Linked DNA regions of Homo sapiens: all the other regions are linked to region 6. The links are chromatin contacts, found by Hi-C or POLR2A ChIA-PET in ENCODE. All regions are on one chromosome and are shown on one strand. Each heading gives the region's core, a stretch centred on a gene start or an enhancer-like site at or near the end of the contact. The rest is flanking DNA. Distances are from core to core; before and after follow the strand shown.

What was found. Hi-C counts contacts between places; a loop is a spot of excess contacts on that map. ChIA-PET counts read pairs that join two places held with the same protein, here RNA polymerase II (POLR2A). Pooled maps may share reads with other maps.
Region 1: a loop to region 6 is called in a map with no recorded cell type, with 14 times the contacts of the local background. The contact joins the promoter of LIMD1 here to the enhancer-like site in region 6. A Hi-C loop is called at or near these places in 2 of 37 single-sample maps with no recorded cell type and 7 of 50 pooled maps.
Region 2: a pooled map shows a loop between it and region 6 (15-fold over the local background). The contact joins two enhancer-like sites. A Hi-C loop is called at or near these places in 8 of 37 single-sample maps with no recorded cell type and 5 of 50 pooled maps.
Region 3: a loop to region 6 is called in a map with no recorded cell type, with 15 times the contacts of the local background. The contact joins the promoter of SACM1L here to the enhancer-like site in region 6. A Hi-C loop is called at or near these places in 4 of 37 single-sample maps with no recorded cell type and 9 of 50 pooled maps. POLR2A ChIA-PET finds 5 or more read pairs at or near these places in 1 of 52 experiments (activated CD4-positive, alpha-beta T cell).
Region 4: a loop to region 6 is called in a map with no recorded cell type, with 11 times the contacts of the local background. The contact joins two enhancer-like sites. A Hi-C loop is called at or near these places in 4 of 37 single-sample maps with no recorded cell type and 4 of 50 pooled maps.
Region 5: a loop to region 6 is called in a pooled map, with 21 times the contacts of the local background. The contact joins two enhancer-like sites. A Hi-C loop is called at or near these places in 2 of 37 single-sample maps with no recorded cell type and 3 of 50 pooled maps.
Region 7: a loop to region 6 is called in a map with no recorded cell type, with 11 times the contacts of the local background. The contact joins the promoter of KIF9 here to the enhancer-like site in region 6. A Hi-C loop is called at or near these places in 2 of 37 single-sample maps with no recorded cell type and 9 of 50 pooled maps. POLR2A ChIA-PET finds 5 or more read pairs at or near these places in 1 of 52 experiments (OCI-LY7).

The regions. Positions count from the first base shown.
Region 1 is chr3:45,593,101-45,596,172 of GRCh38, reverse strand. LIMD1 (LIM domain containing 1) reads right to left here and starts at 1,422. Exons shown (of 8, transcript NM_014240.3): 1 at 1-1,422. The coding sequence starts at 1,293. RefSeq lists an enhancer at 1,546-1,715 and silencers at 1,806-1,935, 1,946-2,415.
Region 2 is chr3:45,611,630-45,614,888 of GRCh38, reverse strand. The region is part of intron 1 of LIMD1 (LIM domain containing 1); the gene reads right to left. Among named protein-coding and RNA genes, the nearest start is that of LIMD1, 19 kb to the right of the region's middle. RefSeq lists enhancers at 1,991-2,040, 3,098-3,167. Within about 2 kb of position 1,773, at least 6 of the 41 ENCODE cell types and tissues checked have a DNase peak (open chromatin) inside an H3K27ac peak, as active enhancers do.
Region 3 is chr3:45,687,734-45,690,975 of GRCh38, reverse strand. It overlaps SACM1L (SAC1 like phosphatidylinositide phosphatase), which reads right to left and starts at 1,580. Exons shown (of 20, transcript NM_014016.5): 1 at 1,479-1,580. The coding sequence starts at 1,510. It overlaps LIMD1-AS1 (LIMD1 antisense RNA 1), which reads left to right and starts at 2,094. Exons shown (of 3, transcript NR_033947.1): 1 at 2,094-2,600. It overlaps TRR-ACG2-1 (tRNA-Arg (anticodon ACG) 2-1), which reads left to right and starts at 1,905; the gene lies at 1,905-1,977. RefSeq lists a silencer at 1,389-1,568 and enhancers at 1,599-1,888, 2,149-2,198, 2,709-2,778.
Region 4 is chr3:45,552,540-45,555,505 of GRCh38, reverse strand. No RefSeq gene overlaps it. Among named protein-coding and RNA genes, the nearest start is that of LIMD1, 41 kb to the left of the region's middle. RefSeq lists enhancers at 622-671, 1,932-2,031. Within about 2 kb of position 1,650, at least 23 of the 41 ENCODE cell types and tissues checked have a DNase peak (open chromatin) inside an H3K27ac peak, as active enhancers do.
Region 5 is chr3:45,658,338-45,661,228 of GRCh38, reverse strand. All of the region lies in intron 2 of LIMD1 (LIM domain containing 1), which reads right to left. Among named protein-coding and RNA genes, the nearest start is that of LIMD1-AS1, 29 kb to the left of the region's middle. Within about 2 kb of position 1,453, at least 10 of the 41 ENCODE cell types and tissues checked have a DNase peak (open chromatin) inside an H3K27ac peak, as active enhancers do.
Region 6 is chr3:46,537,081-46,540,186 of GRCh38, reverse strand. LRRC2 (leucine rich repeat containing 2) reads left to right here. Exons shown (of 9, transcript NM_024512.5): 4 at 986-1,142. Among named protein-coding and RNA genes, the nearest start is that of LRRC2-AS1, 19 kb to the left of the region's middle. RefSeq lists an enhancer at 1,066-1,125. Within about 2 kb of position 1,271, at least 16 of the 41 ENCODE cell types and tissues checked have a DNase peak (open chromatin) inside an H3K27ac peak, as active enhancers do; they include OCI-LY7, where a contact is called at or near this core.
Region 7 is chr3:47,281,193-47,284,171 of GRCh38, reverse strand. It overlaps KIF9 (kinesin family member 9), which reads left to right and starts at 1,373. Exons shown (of 21, transcript NM_182902.4): 1 at 1,373-1,677. KLHL18 (kelch like family member 18) reads right to left here and starts at 1,228. Exons shown (of 10, transcript NM_025010.5): 1 at 1,078-1,228. The coding sequence starts at 1,206. RefSeq lists enhancers at 1,245-1,634, 850-2,049.

The sequences.
Region 1 (3,072 bases), core at 173-2,672, 940 kb after region 6:
GCAGGGCAGCCTTACCCTAGGGGAGCTGGGGCTGTCCAGGAGCACAGATCCCAGGCTACCATCAGAAGACCAGCCCAGGGGACCCTCTTTACAAGATAACTCAGGCAGGGTGGACATCACTGGATGGACAAGACTGGTGGGGCTGAGCTTGGGACCAGTGCCAAGGTCTGTGCAGCCAGGCTTCGGCCCCAGCCCAGGGACCGCACCCTGCTGTGAACCGTCCAGACCAGCTGGCGAGGATGACGGGGCAGAACTGGAAAGGTAAGATTTGGGCCCATCCTGGAACCAGGGTTGGGGGTCCACATTGGGTTTGGACATCACACCTGAAACCTCACCCCCCAGCCCCGAGTTTGATCTTGGAAGACCTCCTTGCCTGGGGCAGCTCAGGGCCAAGGGTGCTGACACAGAAGGGGTCCTGGGCTGAACAGGCCCCACAGCTGGTGCTCCGTTCTCCAAGTTTGGGGAAGGCAGGCCAGGGCTCACCCGCTGGGAGGAGGCAGTGGACCAAAGGCCTGTTGGCTTCTCGCTGCTGCGGCCACCAATGCCACTATTCTGACCACCGAGGCTACCCTCAGAAGACCTGCTGGAGCTCAGGGAGAGCTGTCGGTGATTTAGGGGATGGTCCCCGCAGGGTTTGGGCAGTGGTGGGTCACTCCCCGGGGAGCTAGGCCACCCACTCCCTACACTCAGGCCGATGCTGGGGGACACTCCTGGTTTGTCACCCCACTTTGGGCTTGCCAAGGAGAGGTTGTCATAATAGTCTCCATGAGTGAGGCAGGAAGGATCCTCACAGGGGCCTGGCTGGTGGAAAGCAGACATCTCAGAAGTCGCCAGGCTCTCCCTGGAACCACAGTCCTGGCTGCCATGCCTCGTGCCATGCAGGTATGGCCTGGATCTCTGCTCCTGCGGTGGGTACGGGGGCTGCCCAGCAGCGAGGGTGGTGACTGCCCCAGGTGCCCCTGTCGAGGCAGCAAGAGGAGGCTTGGCAGCACCATCCACAGTCAGCTTGCTGCCCACAACTTCCCAACGGGCCTGTGGGCCCAGGCGGCCCCCTCCATTGACAGGGCCTCTACTCCCCCTGGGCAGAGTCTCCTCCTGCAGGAGCTGCTGCTGCTGCTGCTGGAGGTGGATTTTGGCCATCTTGGTGGCGAACACCCTGCGAGTTTCCTCAAACTCGGGGTTGTTGCCTGCACCCTTGTCCACTCGGAAGAGCCCATCCTTAGAGGCCTCATACATGTTCAGGTCCTCGATGAATTTACTGGCCTCCAGGCCCAGGTCGTCATACTTATCCATGCTGCAGACAGGTGTCCGGGCCTAGCCCAGGTGCCGTGTGTGTGTGTGTGTGTGTGTGTGTGTGTGTGTGTGTGTGTGTGTGTGTGTGTGTGTGTGTGTGTTGAGGGCAGCGGGGAGATGCTGGCGAAGGGTCGGGGCTCAAGTCCGGCCCAGTACAAGTAAAGACTTCCACCTGCCTAGCGTGAAGGGCATGACCCCAGGATTTAAGAGTCCAGCCGAAGTTGAGACCTCAACGCCAGCTGGACCAAGTTTGCTTCCAACTCCCTTTCCCCTGGAGACGTCCTTGTTGGGGTAGCTGGTGGCACTTCGCCGTCCCGGGCCTGCTCAGCGGAGTTCTTTTCTCCTCTTCAAATTATAAAAGGAAAAAGAAAACAGCAAAAAAGTAAAATCACATCCTCCTTAGGCAACCAAACACGGAAACTCACAGCAAGGCAGCAGCCGACTGGGCCGGGTGAAGCTGAATCGGCCGGGAGGGCGCCGAGGCCGCGAGTCGGGCCGGAGCAAACGCGCGGCGGCTGAGGCGCAGGTACGTTCCAGGCGCTGGGTCCTCCGCTGCTTCCCCGGAGCTGCGATCCCGGCCGGCGCCTGGCAGGAACGCCGTCCGGGACGCACGGGCGGCCGAGCAGCGGCAGGAAGTTCACGGCAGCTGGGGCTGGCGGCCCATTGTCCGATGGCGGCGGCGGATCGGCGCGCGCGGGCCGGAGGGCGGCGGGACGCGGAAGTGAGTGCGCCAGGCGCAGTCCCTGCTGCTCGCTCGCCGGCTCTGCACGTCCCGAGCCCGCGCCGGGGCGGAGGGGGCGGCCGAGGGGCGGGGACGGCGCGCGGGCGGGCGCCCAGGGGCAGGCCTGCACCCGGCAGCGTGGCTGGGCCTCCTGCCCCCAGGCCTGGCTGGAGAACACCGAGGGGTGCCCCACAAGTCCGTCCCACGCTCTAGCACTGGGACTGCACGGGACTTCGCCGCCGCCACTGCCGCCCCCTGCGAGTCCTGGACCGAATTGGGTGCTCCGACCTCCCTTCCAGCCTCGGGTCCTCAGCCCGGCCCCGCCCCTGGCAGCGCTGGGCGGGGTCCTCCGCTCGGAGACGGGCGGCCTGGGTAGCCTGCATGGGCCCAACACAGGCGCTGGGAGTTTGCGAGGACTTTCGAGGACGCCGCTCCTCGCTCCACTGCCTCAGTTTCCCCGGTGGAAAGCCAGCCCTTTGTGCCTCTCGAGGCCGGCACCGTCCAGGCTGTGCCCGCCGCCCGGCTTGCCCGAGGTGCACTATTGGAGAGGCGCACGGGCGTGTCACCCATGGCTGGCCCACCGTCCTCTTTGACAGGTCGGGAGACTGAGGCAGAGAGGGGGAAATGCCCAACATGCCAACGTAACCAGCAAAGCGTAGATGGGAGCCCGGGCCCTCTGAAAGAGCGAAAAAGAAGAAAGTCTCGTTGTGCCTGCGCGCATTTCACGTCCTCAGTGCAGCAGTAAAAGCACGTGCCCTAGTAGGCTCGTTATTCGTAGAGGGACCCATCTGCAAGTGGATCCGCGCGGCTGCAGGGACACCAGGCCTGACTCCTTGGCGCCCCCGCATGGCCCGGGACTCCCTATACCAGTTCCCAGGCGATCCTGGAGAGGTTTCATTTCCCACACTACAGCCATCGTGATCCTAAGGCAAATACTAGAACAGACACTTCTCTACCTAAATCCTCAGTGCTTACCCCAGAATTAAATTGAAATCGGCCCCTTGCCGCAGCCTTCTGGGCCAGATCTAGGGATCTTCCCTCCCTCCCTGCACTCTAGC
Region 2 (3,259 bases), core at 524-3,023, 930 kb after region 6:
TAACAGTGATTATCCCTAGAGTAGGATGATCGGTGACCTTTCCAATTTTTTTCTATACTTTCTGACTTTTCTACAGTTAGCTGTGTTTAAGGTTTAAAAAACGGCAAAAAAAAAAAAAAACACCCAGGAATTTATTTTTTATTTTATTATTATTATCACTTTTTTTGAGACAGGGCCTCATTCTGTTGCCCAGGCTGGAATGCAGTGGTGTGATCATGGCTCACTGCAGCTTTGACCTCCTGGGCTCATATGATCCTCCCACCTCAGCCTCCCCGGTACCTGGAACTATAGGCACGCACCACCACGCCCAGCTAATTTTTTTATTTTTCGTAGAGACAAAGTTTCACCATGTTGCCCAGGCTGGTCTTGAATCTCTAAGCTCAAGCAATCCCCCTGCCTCAGCTCCCAAAGTGCTGGGATTACAAAGTGCGTGAACCACAGCACCCGGGCAGAGGATTTCCTTTTTTTTTTTTTTTTTTAACTACAGGTGCCCGCCACCACGCCCGGCTAATTTTTTATATTTGTTGTAGAGGCTGGGTTTCACCATGTTAGCCAGGATGGTCTCGATCTCCTGACCTCGTGATCCACCCGCCTCGGCCTCCCAAAGTGCTGGGATGACAAGCATGAGCCACTGTGCCCAGCCTAAGAGGATTTCTGTACTAGAGAAAACTGGTAAAAGCAAAAACAAAAAAATGTTTTTTAAATCAAACTCTTAAGAGAGCAAAGAAGCAAAGTAAAATAGTGATGGGCTCACAGCCCATCACTATCAAGAAAGGAATAAAATATCTTGTGAAGATAATATTTTAACAGAGGAAATTGGGAGGGTATCAGCCAAGCGTTGCCAGCTCAGAGAACAGGTGGCTTAGAAAGCAACAAGTAAAGCAGGGCCCCCAAGAAATTCTAAAAACAGCTGGAGAATCAGAGGAACTTTCACACTGCTGTGGGAATGCTAAGTGGCACGGCCACTTTGGAAAAGTTTTTGGCAGTTGCTAAAAAAGTTATACATACACCTACTCCATGATCCAGCAATTCTACTCCTAGGTATTTACCCAAGAGAAACGAAAGCCTGTGTCTATACAAAGACTTGTACATATAAGGTGCAGTGGCTCATGCCTATAATTCCAGCACTTTAGGAGGCCAAGGCAGGAGAATCACTTGAAGCCAGGAGTTCAAAACCAACCTGGACAACATAGCGAGATCCCATATTTACAAAAGAAAAAAACAAACAAAAAAAAAACCCAAAGTCTTACACAAAAACAATCCTAACAGACTTATTCATAATAGCCAAAAATGAAAAAAAAAAAAAAACCTCAACAGGGAAATGGAAAAACAAATCTTGTGGTGTATCCATACAATGTAATATTACTCAGCAGTAAAACAAAAGCACAATTGATAATGCAAAAAGCCCAGTTGATAATGCAACAGCATAGCTGAATTTCACAGATATTATCTGAGTGAAATAAGCTGGACAAAGGAGTACTATAGTTGATTCTCATTATTTGGCAAGAATACTGAATCAGTCAATACTGAACCACTGCTTCTGGCAGAAATACAGGGTTAGGTTTCTGAAAACTTCTGACCACAACACTTTCATCAACTGATGAATATATGACCTTGTTTTATGTGTGCTTCTATTTAGAGACACCTTCCTTAGTATATATTGTTGATTCATTAACATCGAACCCTCAGCCAACAGCCCTGTAGCTCGTGCCTGAAGAAAGCTTCTCTCATACATATTCTCGTTGTAAAGCACATCACAGCCCTCTTGCTCTTAGGAACACTAGAAAGCACTCCAGCACTGTGCCTGGGGGCCATTTGAAACAGCAAAATCATCAACAAAAACCACAAAAATGCAAAAACCATGGCACTAAATAGACCATGAAAAGGACACCTGTTTACTGCATGACCTGAAACAAGAAGGCGGAGCGTTGCCTTGTTCGACTTCAGCTGGGAAGATAGGCGTCAGGGGACTCAAACTTTTCAGCACTCTGTTATATCTGTGAATGATCACAAAAGAACTGTGAGTATTAATTTTGGGGTTACAAATAAATTTTAGCAAGTAAGCTGATTCACAAATACAGAATCTGTGGATAATGAAGATCAACTGTATATAAATACTATATGAATCCATTTATATTACATCTTAGAATGGGCAAAACTAATAAATGATTTTAAAAAATCAGAATTGTAGTTGCCTGGAGGTGAGCACTAACTGGAAAGAAGCATGAGGGAACTTTCTGGGGATGGAACTATTCTATATCTTGATAGGAATGTGGGTCACACAGGTGCATGCATCTGTCAAAACTCACTGAACTACACATTTCTCTGTATGCAAATACAGCATTTTGAAAACAATTCCTAGACACTCCTCCTATCAAGAAGTGAGAGTGTGGAAAGGCTTGTGAATGCTTAAAGTAATAGAGCACAGCAGAATGACACTAAATGACTTCCAGGCATTGAGCCTGACCCCAAGTATCCAATGCAGACATCAAATAGCCTGCAAAAGGCCTGGCACAGTGGCTCACACCTGTTATCCTAGCACTTTGGGAGGCCGAGGTGGGAGGATCACTTGAGCCCAGGAGTTCAAGACCAGCCTGGGCAAGACAGCGAGACCCTGCCTCTACAAAAATTAACAAATTAGCCAGGCATGGTTGTGCATACCTGTGTTTCCAGTTATTCGGGGGGCTGGGATGGGAGGATTGCTTGAGCCCAGGAAGCCAAGGCTACAGTGAGCTAAGATGGTGCCACTGAACTCTAACCTGGGTACAGAGTGAGAATTTGTCTTTAAAGAGAGAGAGAGAGAGAGAGAGAGAGAGAGCGCGCACCTGCAAACCATGACAGAGCTGGGCAGAAGCCATGCTAGCTTCCTCAACACCACCTCCTTTCTTTCTCCCTGCCTTCCTCACCGCCTCCCACCAACTTCACTTCCTCTGCTCTCTGGCTACAAATTTGGGCAGAGATGCCTCTCCCCACACCTCACACACCCACCGTCAGGCATGGGCAACCCAGAGAGGTGGCAGCTGTGTGCTATGGGTAGAGGAGGGGCTGCCAGCTCCAGTCCATTCATGGCTTCTAACTGACCTCTGTGGCTGGCCAACAAAGAGCCTCTGTGTAAGTCCCTGCCACCTGCAAGCAAAGCCTCAGTGATGTCAGGACAAGCCTCAGACAAACAGGCCTTTGCAAGCTGCCTGGAAAGCCACCTCCCAGCCTGCCCCTGCATTGGCCACAGGCTTATTGGGAGGCCCATACCCAGGAAAGG
Region 3 (3,242 bases), core at 331-2,830, 850 kb after region 6:
CTTTGCCACGCTAAGCTGCATGAAGCCATGGCTCCATATGGCTTAAACACATTTGAGACCTGGTGTAGGATCACATTAAACCCTTCAGTGCCTATCAGATACACAATAACCTAATTAGCTAGCAGAGCACATGTGACAGTGGCCTGGCCAGAAACGCAGTGGAAGACACTTCCTTCAACTCTTTCACCAAAGACGAGGTGAGCACTTTGCAAAGGGGAACTGGGAGAAAATAGGGAAAGGTGGAGAGGAAAATGTGGAGGGAAGTGTGCAGCTAGGGTTTTCAAAGAACATTACAGTAAACAGAAATGGCACCCACAGGGGGTGCACTGTAGAAAAAGCAATCATCTTTTTTGCAACACATACAATGTGGAATAGATGACCTCTCTGAATTTTGCACCTCTAACTTTCCACTGAACCTTTCAGAAAGTTACTAGTGAGGTTGAGGTCTGAGGAGCTTAAGTGCCCAAACCACATTTTGGTGTCATTTCCCTGCAAAAGAAATGCGGTATCTATGCCTAACTGCCAAGGTATTTTAGCTCATATACAGGGATAGATAAGCTTCTAAAAAATTACATTTGTTTCTCCTACCAGATATTCCCAGGCTGTGGCCACCAGATTTTCAAACAGCCTAGGGGTAAAGCATTAAACACGAAGTGAGTACAACAAAATTATTCACAGACAAGAAAAGTGTGGATGCTAATGGGTAACACTAAGGGAAATAAACACATGTTGTTTTTAATCCAAGACAAACCAAAACCCTTAAAAACACCTATTTTATAACTCTTAACAACCACAGCCTCTGTATCAAAGACTCAAGAACTTGGATTTACCGAAAAGTCAATTTGCAGTACCAAAATTACCGAGATTAGCCTCTGGCTGTCGACACTGACTTAAGAACCTGCTTTAGGCTGGAGCTGTTTAAAATTTAAACCAAAGTAAACTCCTTCAGGACCTTAAGACTACTGACTGTACTTTAAATTTTTTCTGCACACTGAAGAGGGGGCAGGCAGGCTTCGGTACCCAGATAGGCTGTAAGCAAAACAAAGATTTGTTGATTTGTGCGTAGACTCTAAATTGCTGCTGTAGGTCCGTTAAGTAAGAGAAAACTCTTTTTCTCTGTTAAGTCATACAGATAAATTTAGTCGGTAGCTCTGCATAGAAAGTGGGGACAAGCGTGCCCTGAAGGGCCGCATCATAACGCCGACCCCGGCTCGGTGGGGGCCAGTCGGCAGCTTCTCTCTTCAGCCGTGGGCGCTGGGGCCGAGCACGGTGGAGAAAGGCCGGCGAGCCGCTGGTTCCCGGCCTATGGCTACTCGGGCGAGGCCTAGGAGAGGCCGCGCCGGCTGAGGAAAACCGGTAAATGCGAGGAGCTCCCACACCCTATCTGCAATCCGGGACTCAGAAGCCCTCCCCGAGGCCAGGGCCCGCACCTGCCGCCCCGCCCGCCGCGCCTCAGGCCTCTGGCCCGTGGGACTCACAGCTTCAGCTGCTCGTAGGCCGCCGTCGCCATCCTGCACAACCACCTCCTTCCTTCTCTCTCCGCCCGCCCCGCCCCGCGCCGCCACCTCGGCTACAACTCTACCGGTCACCCTGGCACAGCGGCCGCAGCTCCCAGCCTCTTCCCACCCCTTTCCCCGCCCCGCAGGAGAGCCGGCCTGAACGGGAGGCGGTGGAGGACAAATTAGTGCGCAAGCAAGAGCACGCGAGAGATGCCGCCGACGCGGCGGGTTGGAGTGCGACGAAGAGCGCCGTGACGAAGCCGCTGCGGATTGGTGGGGCGCGTTTTGGGGAAAGGCAGAGCAGCGGGAGCGCGGCGCAAGGGCAAAATGGATCGTTGGTACCCGGAAGCCCGTTCAAACTGTATAAGGGTGATCAGCTATCACGGAGAAGGCTTTAGCAAGTCGGGGCCAGTGGCGCAATGGATAACGCGTCTGACTACGGATCAGAAGATTCTAGGTTCGACTCCTGGCTGGCTCGCGATGTCTGTTTTGCCACACTTGACCCATGTACTACTGGGTCTTGTAAAGATGTATATTCACAATGTGAAAGTATTACAAGACCTTGGAAAGGTGTATGGTTAGAATGTGAAAGTTAAATATCTGAAATTTTGATGCCGCTTTGCTCACAATGTCATCCTTTATCCTTTAAACCTGGAGTTGTCTGAGGTGGTTTGCAAACTGCAAAGCGCCCTGTTCCCAATGATGCACCTGAGAAGTCTGTAAATGGGGTAAATTTAGGCAAACACACCTGGAAAAGTGGCATTTTGGAGTGGGGAATGCTGTGGCCGGAGGTTAGCAACCGGATGATGCAAAAGCGTATTTAAGGCAGCAGTTCTGGCCTTTCCCCGCCACGGAGCAGAAGCCCCCATAGTGATGTGAGAAGCGGCGCTGTCCCAGTTTACTAGGATGGGATGGGCTTTGGATCTAACCAGCAGCGAAGAAAACCTGCGGTGCGGCTGCGCTCGGTAGTAGGGGTCCACAAAGCGTCAGAATCTGCAGCAGCCCCGGCCTTTGCGAGCTCCAGCTCCGAAGTCAACCCGGCCCCCAAATTCCACTGGGAAACCTTAAGACACCGGTGTTTTTACCGTAAGAAGACCTCAGGTAATCTAGTATATTACCCCTCATTGTATGGATGCGCGACTTGGACACCCGAGAAGGCGCGAAACGTCTGCGGCCTAAAGGGACTCGAACCGGGGGATTATATGAGTCATCGGACACTGTCCGTTAACCAATCACTCAATCGATCAATTAATTTCCGCAACATAACGTTTTCCCCTGATAAAATTATAGATTTTTAAAATATATAAAATTATTGGGAATATTAACGCGATTCCCACCCTAAATCATTACTATTATTTTTTTTTTCCTTAAAGCCTTTTTTTCTTCTATATTTTTTAACATGGGCATACTTGCACATGTGTTTTTCCAAATTGGGGTTGTACGGAAATGGGTTCCTCATTTTGTCTCCTTACCTTTTTGTCTGAGATTTAAGGTCATTAAATATTCTTTGAAGATATTTCATCAGAGAGCTAGATATTTTAAGCAGAATCCTTATGCTGGGAATTTGGGTGGTTGTCAGTTTAACACCTAGAAAAAATGATGCTGCTTAGGAGTTCGAGACCAGCCTGGGCAACATAGCAAGACCTCATCTCTATTTACTAAATAAATAAATAAATTTTAATTAGCCAGGTGTGGTGGTGTGCACCTATAGTCCTAGCTACTCAGGAGGCTGAGGTGGGAGGA
Region 4 (2,966 bases), core at 401-2,900, 990 kb after region 6:
TCAGGACTCACCTTTTCCTGGCAGGCCAGGGAGACTGGCAACTCCTCTTCCTCTGGAGGCTGCTCCTCAGGGCACTGGAGGGCGGAGAGGCTGCCTGTTCCCTGTCCACATCCCCATCAGGATGTGGCACTGGCTCCCAGGCTTACCCAGGCCAGGGTGGGGCTTCTGCCGGAGCAGAAGGGAGGCCAGGTGGCCTCAGGCAGGTTACCTGATATTGCCAAGCCTGTTTCCTCATCTGTAAAGTGAGCACTCCTCACACATGGCTGGTGAGGATTCCATGGGATGAAACACGTCCTCCTAAGAGTGCTGGATGACCGAAGAGTAGTGCACTCACTGTGCGCCCTGCGCTGTCCGGAGCCTGTTACACACACATTGCTTCAGTGCACCCTCACAAGGCAGAGGTTGGAGCCATTCTCTCCATTTCACAGAGGAGGAAACAGAGGCACAGAAAGGTTAAGGAGCCTGCAAAGATCTCATGGTTCATAAACAATAGAGCCCAGACAAGTTCCTGAAAGCCCCCTCACCCTCTGGGCCATCTGTCAAGCTCAATCTGTGGCACAAAGGGAGTAGGTCCCTGTCTGTACAAACAATCAAAAAAAATTAGCTGGGTGTGCTTGTGCATGCCTACGGTCCCAGCTATTAGGGAGGCTGAGGCAGGAGGATGACTTGAGCCTGGCAAGTTGAGGCTGCAGTGTCATGACACTGTACTCCAGCCTGGGTGACAGAGTGAGACCTTGTCTAAAAAAAAAAAAAAAGTAACACTCAATATACCATGGCCATTACATATGATTATTATTACTACGCTTTTTATTAATCATACAGAAGACTCCCACCAGAGGTGGGTGCTGTCAGGGGAGGGGTGCACCTGTAGTTGGAGGCCTCAGGTGGGGGAGCCCCATGTGAGCACATGTGGAAATGGGGGCAGCCTTCCTGTTTCACTGTCCACCTTGGCCCCAGGCCCAGGCACTTCCCTAACAGCTGTGACTCTGATGAACTCTCAAGACTACGTTGCCCTCTCCACCTCCACAGCCACATGGTGTGAGGCACGTTCTTCTGTCAGGCAAAAATAAATTACCTTCCCCCAAAGCAGGCCCTCAGCTGTGTGGTGTGTATGAATGTGTGGTATGTGGTGTATACGTGTGCATGTGTGTGGTGTGGTGTAGGTGGTGTATGGTGTATGTAGTGTGTGGGGGGGGTGGGGTGGGGTGTGTGTGTGTGTTGGGGTGAGGTGTGAGTCTCCTAGACCAGAGCACAGTGAGGCTTCTGGGGAAGTGTCACATTTCCACCCTGAATGAGCAGCCATGACCTTTTAGGAGCAGGAATCTGGAGAATTTCCCAGGTTTCCTGCAGGGCATCTGGGAAGCCTGACTTTCTCTACCTTTCAAAATGTCCTGACACCCCCTAAAACAAAATACTCCAAACTGTCTCACAAACCAATGTGTTAGCCTCACAGAAGAAGGAAGGTGGGGAGAATTGGGGACCAATAAACAAACCCTCGGAGTAAACCCGGTATTTTATAAAATGGCACAAAGCACGTCCGTGACTTCACACATCTCCATGCAAAGTCTCGAGCAAGGGGCAGGCACCATCCCAGTTTGGCAGGCAACAAGAGTCTGTGATTGCTCTGCTATTTTAGACTCACAGCAGCTGTCACAGATTTAGAAGCCAAACAGCTGTGACTCAGGAGTAGCTGCAAAACAAGGTGGTTAGCAGACACCTGAGATACTTAGAAGGTAACTTAGGTGTACACTGACAAGCAACAATTCGAAAACAAAGATTGTCCATGTGGCAGAGGCAGCCAGCTGCCCTCCAAGATCAGGCCCCCCTTCCCTCCTGCAGAGTTGCTGCTGGGAAGTGGCTACCCAGCCCCTAGCAATTGGCTGAGGCACGTGACTGAATTCTGGCCAAGAGGAAGTGGGCAGAAGTGATGTACACTGTTTCCAGACCTGGCCAAAGCCACTGTGACACTCCACCTCTCTCCCCCTTATCTGCGGGCTGGATTTGATGTCAGGGGCAACCATGAAAGCCAAGAGCTGAAGACTGTGTAGTCTGCACGAACCCTCCGTCAAGCTGGAACTGAACGGAACAGAACCTCCTCCCCTGTTCCCTTCTCTAGAGGATTAGACTCATGGGAAAGAGAAATAAAGTTTGCTGGGTCAGACCACTGACATTTGGGGGTTTATTTGTTATGGCTACATTAATTATCAGCTGATAATTAAAGCATGTTTATTGCTGAAGATGATTGGTAGACGAGATATTAGCAGACCACTAATTATTAGTGCATAACTGGTAATAATGAAGTAAATGATGACTAAGAGGTCTACTACATTCACTCAGAGGAAACTGACACCTAAGATGTTTACTGATGACTTAGATATTTGCTGATGACTCTGATGCTAGTAGTTAATTAAAATATTAATAGAAAACTAAAATATTTCCTGGAAACTATGATGTTAACTGAAAACTAAGAGTTAGCTGATAACTAATAATGGGGATATCTGGCGACACTTGCTTTAGGTTCCCTCTTCGCAGCTCTCAGCCTATGTCTGTGCAGTGGCTGCCCTCTTGTGCACTGACAAGTGAGTCTCTCTCTGAGTCCACCTGACAAAGCCCCTCTGGCCCAGTCTGGCCTTGATGATTGACAAACCAGACCCAATGAATGGCATCAATCTTTGGGTGCCTGCTTCCTCTATGGATCTCACAGTGTAAAGGACACATTATTCCTTTCTACACCCCCGCGACAGTGCCTGAGGAAGGGGAACCCCTCCCCTAAGATCTAGTTCTCCTCTGAGTTCTGAAGGCAGCCATGAGTATGCAGCAGCAGATGTGGTAGGTGAGGCCTCCCTTGGATGGGACCAGGGCTGAACCCTCCTCAATTAATCCCAGATGGGGCTCTTCTATTGTTTGTGGAAAAGATGATCTGCGGAAGACACAGATGGGGCTGCTGAGATGCCAAGGAGTGCTTA
Region 5 (2,891 bases), core at 204-2,703, 880 kb after region 6:
TCAATTACCATTTTTTCCTGCAATAATTATGCATTATTTTTATAACCTGAAACAAAGTTTAATGGAGTAGGGGAATGTGGGTGGGGGTGCATGGAAGGGATAATAGGACTTACATAGAAGGCCACAACTCTTTAGGTCTCCAAAGCTGCTCTCTTGTCCTCCCCTCAAAGTTACTGTTGCCCTCTCTTCTAGAAGGTCCCCATCCTTGAACGTTCGCAGTATTTTCTGACTCTGCTAAACTAAGGTACCAAGAATGTCTACCTACAGCTGGGTGATCTCAGGGATCATCATCAGAACCCCCTTGACAGCCATGGAAATTAATTTCAGTTACTTAAACTTTCTCTCTATAAAGGGACTCCAGAGAACTCGAAGTTTTAGAAAAGAAAATGAGAACTAACTAGAGTATCTTTCCCATACTTTTCCCACGTCGGACACCTACCTGGGTGACAGCTGATCTGCTGCCCTCTGTCCCTCCCCAGGAACAAGGTGACGAGGAACACAAACAGCCCACCTGGCCGGGCGCGGTGGCTCACGCCTGTGATCCCAGCACTCTGGGAGGCTGAGGCTGTTGGACCACTTGAGATCACGAGTTCGAGACCAGCCTGGCCAACATGGCGAAACCTCATCTCCACTAAAAATACAAAAATTAGCTTGGCATGGTGGCACGCGCCTATAATCCTAGCTACTTGGGAGGCCGCGGTAGGAGAATCGCTTGAACCTGGGAGGCGGAGGCTGCAGGAAGCTAAGATCGCGCCATTGCACTCTAGCCTTTATGACAGAGAGAGACTCCGTCTCGGGAAAAAAAAAAAAAAAAAAAAAAAAAGACAGCCCACCTAAGAGAAGCTTGCTCAACCAGTAAGCAAAACTATTCACACACTGTCTGATCACAAAGTCCAAATCTTTACTTGTGGAGCTCCCCACTTTCGCCTCTTCCTTCTCGGAATTCCCGCAGGGTAAACTCATTCCTCAAGAGAGGAAAGAAGGTGGGGCTGCAGTTGCGGATGGGGCCCCTAGAGGGAGCTAGGAGGCCACCAGGAAACGGCGCAGGACTTCCAGAGCTTAGGCTTCTGATCCAATGTATGGAGAACACAGCAAACAGCACTTTGGTTCCAGGAATGGGGTTAGCAAGTTCTAAGGAATCTGAGCTGGAAATCAACGTTTTGTGTAATAGGGCGAAGATCACCTCTATTCCAAAAATCACAGAGGAAGATCATTGAACATGCAGAAGCACTGAACCCTCTAGTGTTAAGAAACAAATTAAACGAAAGCTTTTTCATCCAGGAGATCAACAAAGATTTTTTAAGTGTTTGTGATTGTTGTCACTGTATATTTTCATAAGCTACTGCTGAGAGTGTAAGATGATAAACTCTCCCTGGAAGGGAAACTTTAAAATGTTTATCTCTGACTCAGTGAGGTTATCTGAGACTTAGCTTTGGGAAAGAATTTTAAAAAGTGAATAAATATTTACTTAGATCCAAACTGGCAGCCTTAGAGGAATGGTTATATAAACCAGAGTACATATAAATGATGAAATGTTACATAGCTATTTAAAATGTCATTTAAATAGTGTTTTAGTCATATTGGAAAATGCTTATATATAGCATATATATATGTTTGGGGATAGCATATATATATGTTTGGGGTTTTTTTGAGATGGAGCCTGACTCTGTCACCCAGGCTGGAGTGCAGTGGTGCAATCTGCAGCCTCAGCCTCCCAGGCTCAAGGAATCCTCCCACCTCGGCCTCCTGAGTAGATAGGGCTACAGGTGTGCACCACCACAACTGCCTAATTTTTGTATTTTTTTGTAGAGACAGTGTTTCGCCATGTTGTCTAAGGCTAGTCAACAACTCCTGGGCTCAAGTGATCAGCCCATCTCAGGATTACAGGTGTGAACTACTGCACCCAGACTGAAAATATATTAACAAGTGAAAAAAGCAAACTTGACAAGTGTATTTATAGTACAATTCCATTTCAGTAATTTGCAGATACCACTGATATGCAAAAGGGAAAAAAACAAACAGTGGGTAACACTGGTAGAAGTATAACAGTGAAACATCACTTTCTACTTTATATACTTTAATATTTTAAATTTTCTTTCTAGTATTAGGTACAGTGACAGATGGTATTAGAGAGAAATTTCACTTTACTTCACATATTTCTATATTAAATTTTTCTAGAAATATGTATAATATGAAAAAATACTTTTAATCTTAAAAGAAAACCCTTATGTTATAATGTGAAAAGTAAAAAGCAAGATTTAAAAATTGTGCATCTCAACTATATAAAGAAATTCAAAGAAAAAAAGACTGGAAAGGAAATCTGCCCATGAGTGGCAACGCCTCTGAGTGGACATATTTAGAATCTGCATGGTGAGGCCAGGCACGGTGGCTCATGCCTGTAATCCTAGCACTTTGAGAGGCCAAGGCGGGCAGATCGCCTGAAGTCGGGAGTTCAAGACCAGTCTGACCAACATGGAAAAGCCCCCTCTCTACTAAAAATACAAAATTAGCCAGGCATGGTGGTGCATGCCTGTAGTCCCAGCTACTCAGGAGGCTGAGGCAGGAGAATCACTTGAACCCAAGGAGTGGAGATTGTGGTGAGCTGAGATCACACCATTGCACTCCAGCCTGCAATGAGCAACATGAGCAAAACTCAGTCTCAAAAAAAAAAAAAAAAAAAAAAAAAAAAAAAAGAATCTGCATGGTGGAGGGGATGGTTTATTTCCTAGTTGGTTGCTTCTATATACTTTCCTACACTTTCCCAAAGATTTACCAATGAGCAGGTATTGCTCTGATCATTTAAAAAATTGCCCAGCTGGCTAGATAAGTCCTCTTGCTGCCAGTTCCCACAGCTGAGAATTCCCATGTCCGGACACAGGAGGCCAGTACAG
Region 6 (3,106 bases), core at 22-2,521:
TTGCAAGTTAACAGCTTAACCCACACACAGGAGGGCAATGGTTGTAAAGCACATTACAAGTACCAAGTACAAAAAAGAAGGATCACTATGGACTCCATTGCTCCCTCCACCTCCCCTTCAACTGCCATGGAGTTTTCCACACCTCATCCCACCTCCACCCTGTGCTCCAGCCACTTTGCTGATGGTGCGTTGTGGTCAGCTTCTGAGGTCAGGGGACCTGTGTGTCTCGTCTTTGCCCCACCCCTCAGTGCTGAGCACCCCTCACCTGCAATGGGGGCTCGGTAACTCTCGGTGAATTAGATTTCTTCAGCTGGACAAATAGCCTCCTTAAAGTCTTTAAACGCTTCTTGCTTGACACCTTTACAGTTTTATCCCAGAACACTTGAGCTAGGGGAGGCCTTGGACACTGAGTTCATCAATGTCATTTCAGCAGTGGAGACCCAGGGAGGTGGCGTGACTGGAAAATGGCAGGGCCTGGGCCGGAACTCAGGTGTCCCAGCTGACTGTCTTTCTCATGCTTTTTCCCTTTCATAGACTCTTAAGAATATTTGGAAATGTGGTACAGCAAATATTAGAGGTTTATCAAGTATTTCTAAAAGCAACTACAGACAAAGGGAAACGAAGCACAAATTTTGAAATCGAATGTATAGACAGACCTTAGGGGATGTTAAGTTGGTATGTTGCAAATAAATAATACACATTGTGGCTCTAAGTGTGAGTCTGGTTTTTTGTGTTCACTAGGATTTAATTTTAATAACATCATGAATTCACGGCAGTTTTGAAATAGGGCTAATATACTGTTGTGAAGTTGACGACAACTGCGGTGTCTTTGGTTTCTTTTTGAAATGGCTGGAGTGCTGGTGGTTAAGTTTTATGCTCTCGTGTCTGCTTTCTCACTTCCTGTTTTAAAATAAATGCTTGGTTTTACACGGCTTTGTGCACACGGAGGAGCTAGTTCTGATTGATGTCATTCTTTCTATTTTAGGAGCTCCCAGATTCATTGAAGGAGCAGACACACCTGAGAGAATGGTACATAAGCAATACCTTGATTCAAATCATTCCTACATATATTCAGTTATTTCAAGCGATGAGAATTCTGGATCTGCCAAAAAACCAAATCTCACATCTTCCAGCAGAAATCGGTATGTCAACTTAGCAGGGGTCTTCGGGCCTCTGGTGTGTTAAGCAGGCAGCTGTCAGGCAGGTGACAGACACTGTGCAGACACCGTGTTTCCTCTCCAGCTTCCCCAGGAAGTGGTTGGGCAGGGCCGTTTGGAGGCTCCCCAGAGCTGCTTGTTTGCAGCATCCCTTTGGGTGGTGAGGTCGGCGTCTCGCCTGTATAACTCAGCACACAGGACACTTGCCAATTGCTCAGAAACCAGAAGTTTCATGAGTGAGCAATATTTTATTTAGGAACTCTGTGTTTATTTTCTTTTTGTTTTAAACCTATAAACGTGCAGTATGCTTATTAGAAATGTAATGTATTGCTCTTATACATTAGTCCATTGATAAATCTAGTTTAGCTTATGTTGTCTTTTTTTTTCTTTTCCTTGAGACGGAGTTTCGCTCTTGTTGCCCCAGCTGGAGTGCAATGGCACAATCTCGGCTCACTGCAACCTCTGCCTCCCTGGTTCAAGTGATTCTCCTGCCTCAGCCTCCCAAGTAGCTAGGGTTACAGTCACGTGCCACCAGCTGATTTTGTATTTTTTTTTTTAGTAGAGAAGGGGTTTCACCATGTTGACCAGGCTGGTCTCAAACTCCTGACCTCAGGTGCTCTGCCTGCCTCGGCTTCCCAAAGTGCTGGGATTACAGGCATGAGCCACAGTAACCAGCCTGATGTCTTTTTGATGGATCAAAATTTTATAATTCTCAGTCATTATTCAGTTGTGTTATCTTAAAATGAAAATGACAGTGATCATTATTGCTTCTCTTTTTCCTGGGGTGCAAGGAGTGAAGGTCTGGAGCTGCATGGAGCTCCATTCTTACACATGTGCCCTGGGACCAGTGGTTTCGCATAGTTATGTGAAAATTTACCAGAAGCCAAGACCCTGTGGGACAGGTGGCTTGTGGAGCCTCTGGTGTTCATACATGTCTTGCTGGCTGTGTCAAGACTACAAGGCTCTGACCACCCTCTTACCCAGGCCGATCTTGGGGATGCATATGCATGTACTAACCTTGAGGGATGAGGAGACACCTGCTCCCAGGCAAAGAGCAGCCTTGCTAACCACTTGCTGTAAAAGTGGTGGGTTCCCCAAGCTCAGGGTTCTCAGCTGTGATGTATATGTGCATAGCATCTATCCAGGCCATCTGCATCACGCTTGGTAAACTTAGCTGTAAGTGCAACTCACATCAGTATGCTGTGTTGGACCAGGAGCCTCGTGTCTTCTGTCGGTATCCATGAAACAGGAATAGGCAAAATTTATTAGCTTCTAAGCAGGGTAAAATCAAATTTTAGACCCAACAAGGATAAGTACTTCTGTTTCCTTGCCTAGTTTCTGGAAAGGTAGAAAGGACCTTAGAATTTCTATGACTGAAAAGTACCATTTTTGACATGTAAGGGGTCATTTACCTCCTGCCCCTTTATTTTGCAAATTGGAGAGACCCACTGACTGAATCATTAACTGACTGAATCATTATCATTTACATATTACACTAAGGAACTTCTTCAGAGCCTGGGCTAGAAGCCAGATTTCACTATTTGCAGGTCATTTTTGGGCAAGCTCATGGTATATTTAAATAACTGGATAGAGTTTCTGAGGACTGAGTTACTTTTAAAAACCCTTTTTAGGCTGGAGGCGGTGGCTCATGCCTGGAATCCCAGCACTTTGGGAGGCTGAGGCAGGCAGATCACTTGAGCCTAGGAGTTTGAGACCAGCCCGGGCAACATGGCAAAACCCCATCTCTACAAAAAGTAAAACATTAGCCAGGCATGATGGCGTGTGCCTGTGGGAGGATCGCTTGAGCCCAGGAGGTTGAGGCTGCAGTGAGCGGTGATGGCACCAGCCATCACTCCAGCCTGGGTGACAGGGTGAGACCCTGTCTCAAAACAAACAAACAAACAACCCTTTTCAAGTAGAAAGGTTCTGTCCTTATACATTTGAGAAGC
Region 7 (2,979 bases), core at 124-2,623, 740 kb before region 6:
CAGGCTTGACCTCCTAGGCTCAAGCGATCCTCCCACCTCACCCTCCTGAGTAGCTGGGACTACGGGCACAGGCTACCATGCCCAGACAATTTTTTATTATTTGTAGAGACAGGGTCTCCCTACATAGCCCAGGCTGGTCTCCAATTCCCCCACTCAAGTGATCCTCTCGCCTCTCAAAGTGCTGGGATTACAGGTGTGAGCCACCATGCCTGCCCTGTTTGTTTTTTAAACAGGGATCACGCACAGATGCTGAGAGCTTTCCAGCTAAAGCCCAACAGGGAGCCCCACTGATCATCTCCCCAACCGGACGTCTCCACATGGTTCGGTGGCTTGGCCAGGCAGCAGCACAGCATGCCTCTTCCTCATGAAAAGACCCAGGCACAGGAGGGAGGCTGGCTCTAGCGACCAGAATGCTGGTGGGGAACAGGTGGTTAAGATATCTTTCCCTCTTAATATCAGTCAGCATCCCTCTCCCCACGCGGCCAGCAGGCCCAGCCCCGGGGACCTTTGTGGTGGTGAGTGGTGCCTTCCAGTATGGGGCAGGGTGGCTTCCCACCTCAAAAATTTTCCAGAGAAGATTTTAAAAGCTCTTAAGAGACAAAGTAGTAATTCAACAATTAAGGGCAATGATTCCTAAGGAGAAGCCTTCTCTTCTAGAACAGCACAGCCAAGTTCGACAGGCACAAAGAAATATCTGTAGTGACAAGAGAAGGTTCTTCAGTGGTGCCCATCAGCATGTGGAGCCGGCCACCGCCCCTGCCTCCATAGAAGGTAAGTCCATTTTCTCTTGTCTGCATGACAGAAAAAGGAGGCTGTCACCCGTGTCTCCCACTCCAAGGGCCTAAGCGGCGCACCTCTCAACCTTTCCTTTCAAGGGCTGAAAGGTTGTCCTCTTCCTCTCCCCACTCGGCCCCGATCCCCTTTTGCTCGGCACCTCTCTCCCCACTACTCGGCCCCCCTCACACCTCTTCTCCCCACCCCTCTCCCTGCTAGACCTCTCTTTCTCTGTCCCCCGCCCCTTTTTACTCCCCGCTCGACCCCTTTTCCCTCAGCCCGCTGCCGCCCAGTCCGCGGTACCTTGAGGGTCACGTCGCACAGCTTGCCCTGCCGCCGGATCTCCTCCATGACGCCGTAGCCGCGACTAGGCAACTCAGACACGGAGAAGTGCACCAGATCCTCCAGCTCCTCCGCGCCGTCCTCCACCATCTTCCCCGGCCGCTGCAACTGCGCAGGCCTCGCCGGCCGGCTAGACACTAACCAGGGCGGGGCGATAGCGCACGCCGACAGCCGCTCGGAGCGCGGAGCAGCAATCGGACGGGCCTCCGCGGCCGCCGTAGTTGAATCTCCTCGGCGCCGGAAGCCCCGCCACTCCGCTTCCTGGTTCATGTGCGGCCTTCGTTCCCTCGCTATCTCGACCTTGACTTCGCATGTGCATCCGCCGAAGTCTTTCTAGATCAATCGGCCCCATCTCTCGTCTTCCCGATTCGGCCATGACCTCACCCGTATCCTCGACGTAGGACCTCGGACTTCATTTCCGCCACCCCGACACTTCCGGAATCCCCGGAAGCGACCCGTTGCCATGGCGACTATGTACACAGCCAGGCAGCCCCGCGTGGGGAGTGCAGGTGGTTTCGGTTGCGGCAGTCGCGTCCCGGGAGCGTCGCTGCCTGGTGAACGGTGAGCAGGGGCTGCTCGCCGGTGGGAGTGGGGAGACGGGAAAAGGGTGTGCGCCCGGACTGCTGAAAGTGGCTGGGGTCCAAAAACCGCTTTATCTGGGGGTTCCCAGCTGGGTCGCTCATCTCTGAAACCCAGGCGAAGGAGGGCTCGACGTCGCGGGAGTCCTTTCAACCTGACCGCGGCTTACGGTCTTCGGAGCTAATGTTCATTGGTCCCACAAAGGGGTCCCACGTCGCGTCCAGGACATAGAGGCCGTGAGGCAGGGAGCCAGAGGTCGTCTGGACTCTTCCGTACTAGTCAGTTTTCGAACTAGAGGGGGCTTTGGGATCACCAGTCGGAGCCCTTCGTGTTACAGGTGAGGAAACCTCTCCAGAGAGGGACCGGAATGGGTCCAAAGCCCACTGCCGCCCAGGCTCCACGCGGGGGTCCGGCACATTGGGTGAGAAAAAGGAGAAAGTCTAGTTTTGCCTGCATCCTAGTCTTGTTCAGCCAAGGCCAGGTGCAGTTGGACCCAGTGTTTTGGATTCGGGTGTTGGTGCTGCCGCTACGGGTAGCTATGAGGGTTCCCCATGACAGCCCCTCATCTGGACGGGAGCACTGGAAGATAGGGACCCACCTGGTGCCTTCCACCCCACCAAACGCTCCCTTTCCTCTTGTCTAGTCTTCATGGCTGCTTGTTGCCAATTCTGTTCATTCCCACTAAAGACAAATGAGGAAACCTCGAGCGCCTTAACACAGAAGTCTCCTGGTGGCCATTCAGAGACTTGCTTTGTTATACCAGAAATATCAAAGGGTGGTTCCCCAAGGAGAGACATTCCCCACAAGGTCCTGAGGGAGAAAGGGAGGGGGCCGGGCGCCGTGGCTCACGCCTGTAATCCTAGCACTTTGGGAGGCTGAGGTGAGCGGATTGCTTGAGCTCAGGAGTTCAAGACCAGCCTGGGCAACATGGCGAAACCCTGTCTCTACGAAAAATACAAAAATTACCCGGGCGTGGTGGTGCACGCCTGTAGTCCTAGCTACTTGCGGGGCTGAGGTGGGAGGATCGCTTGAACCCAGGATGTGGAGGCTACGGTGAACCGAGATTGTTTCACTGCACTCCAGCCTAGGTGACAGAGTGAGACCCTGTCACAAAAACAAATAAACAAAAAACAAAAACAAAAACAAAAAAAGCGTGTGGTGAGGTGCTGGATGTGGATTTTTGCACCTGGAAACCAAGTGTCCTCCTGGAAGGGCTGTGGGCTTTGGTTGGAGTTGTCATGGAAGGGGAGTGACATCATATGCCCCTTGGGACTCTCTCAGTAG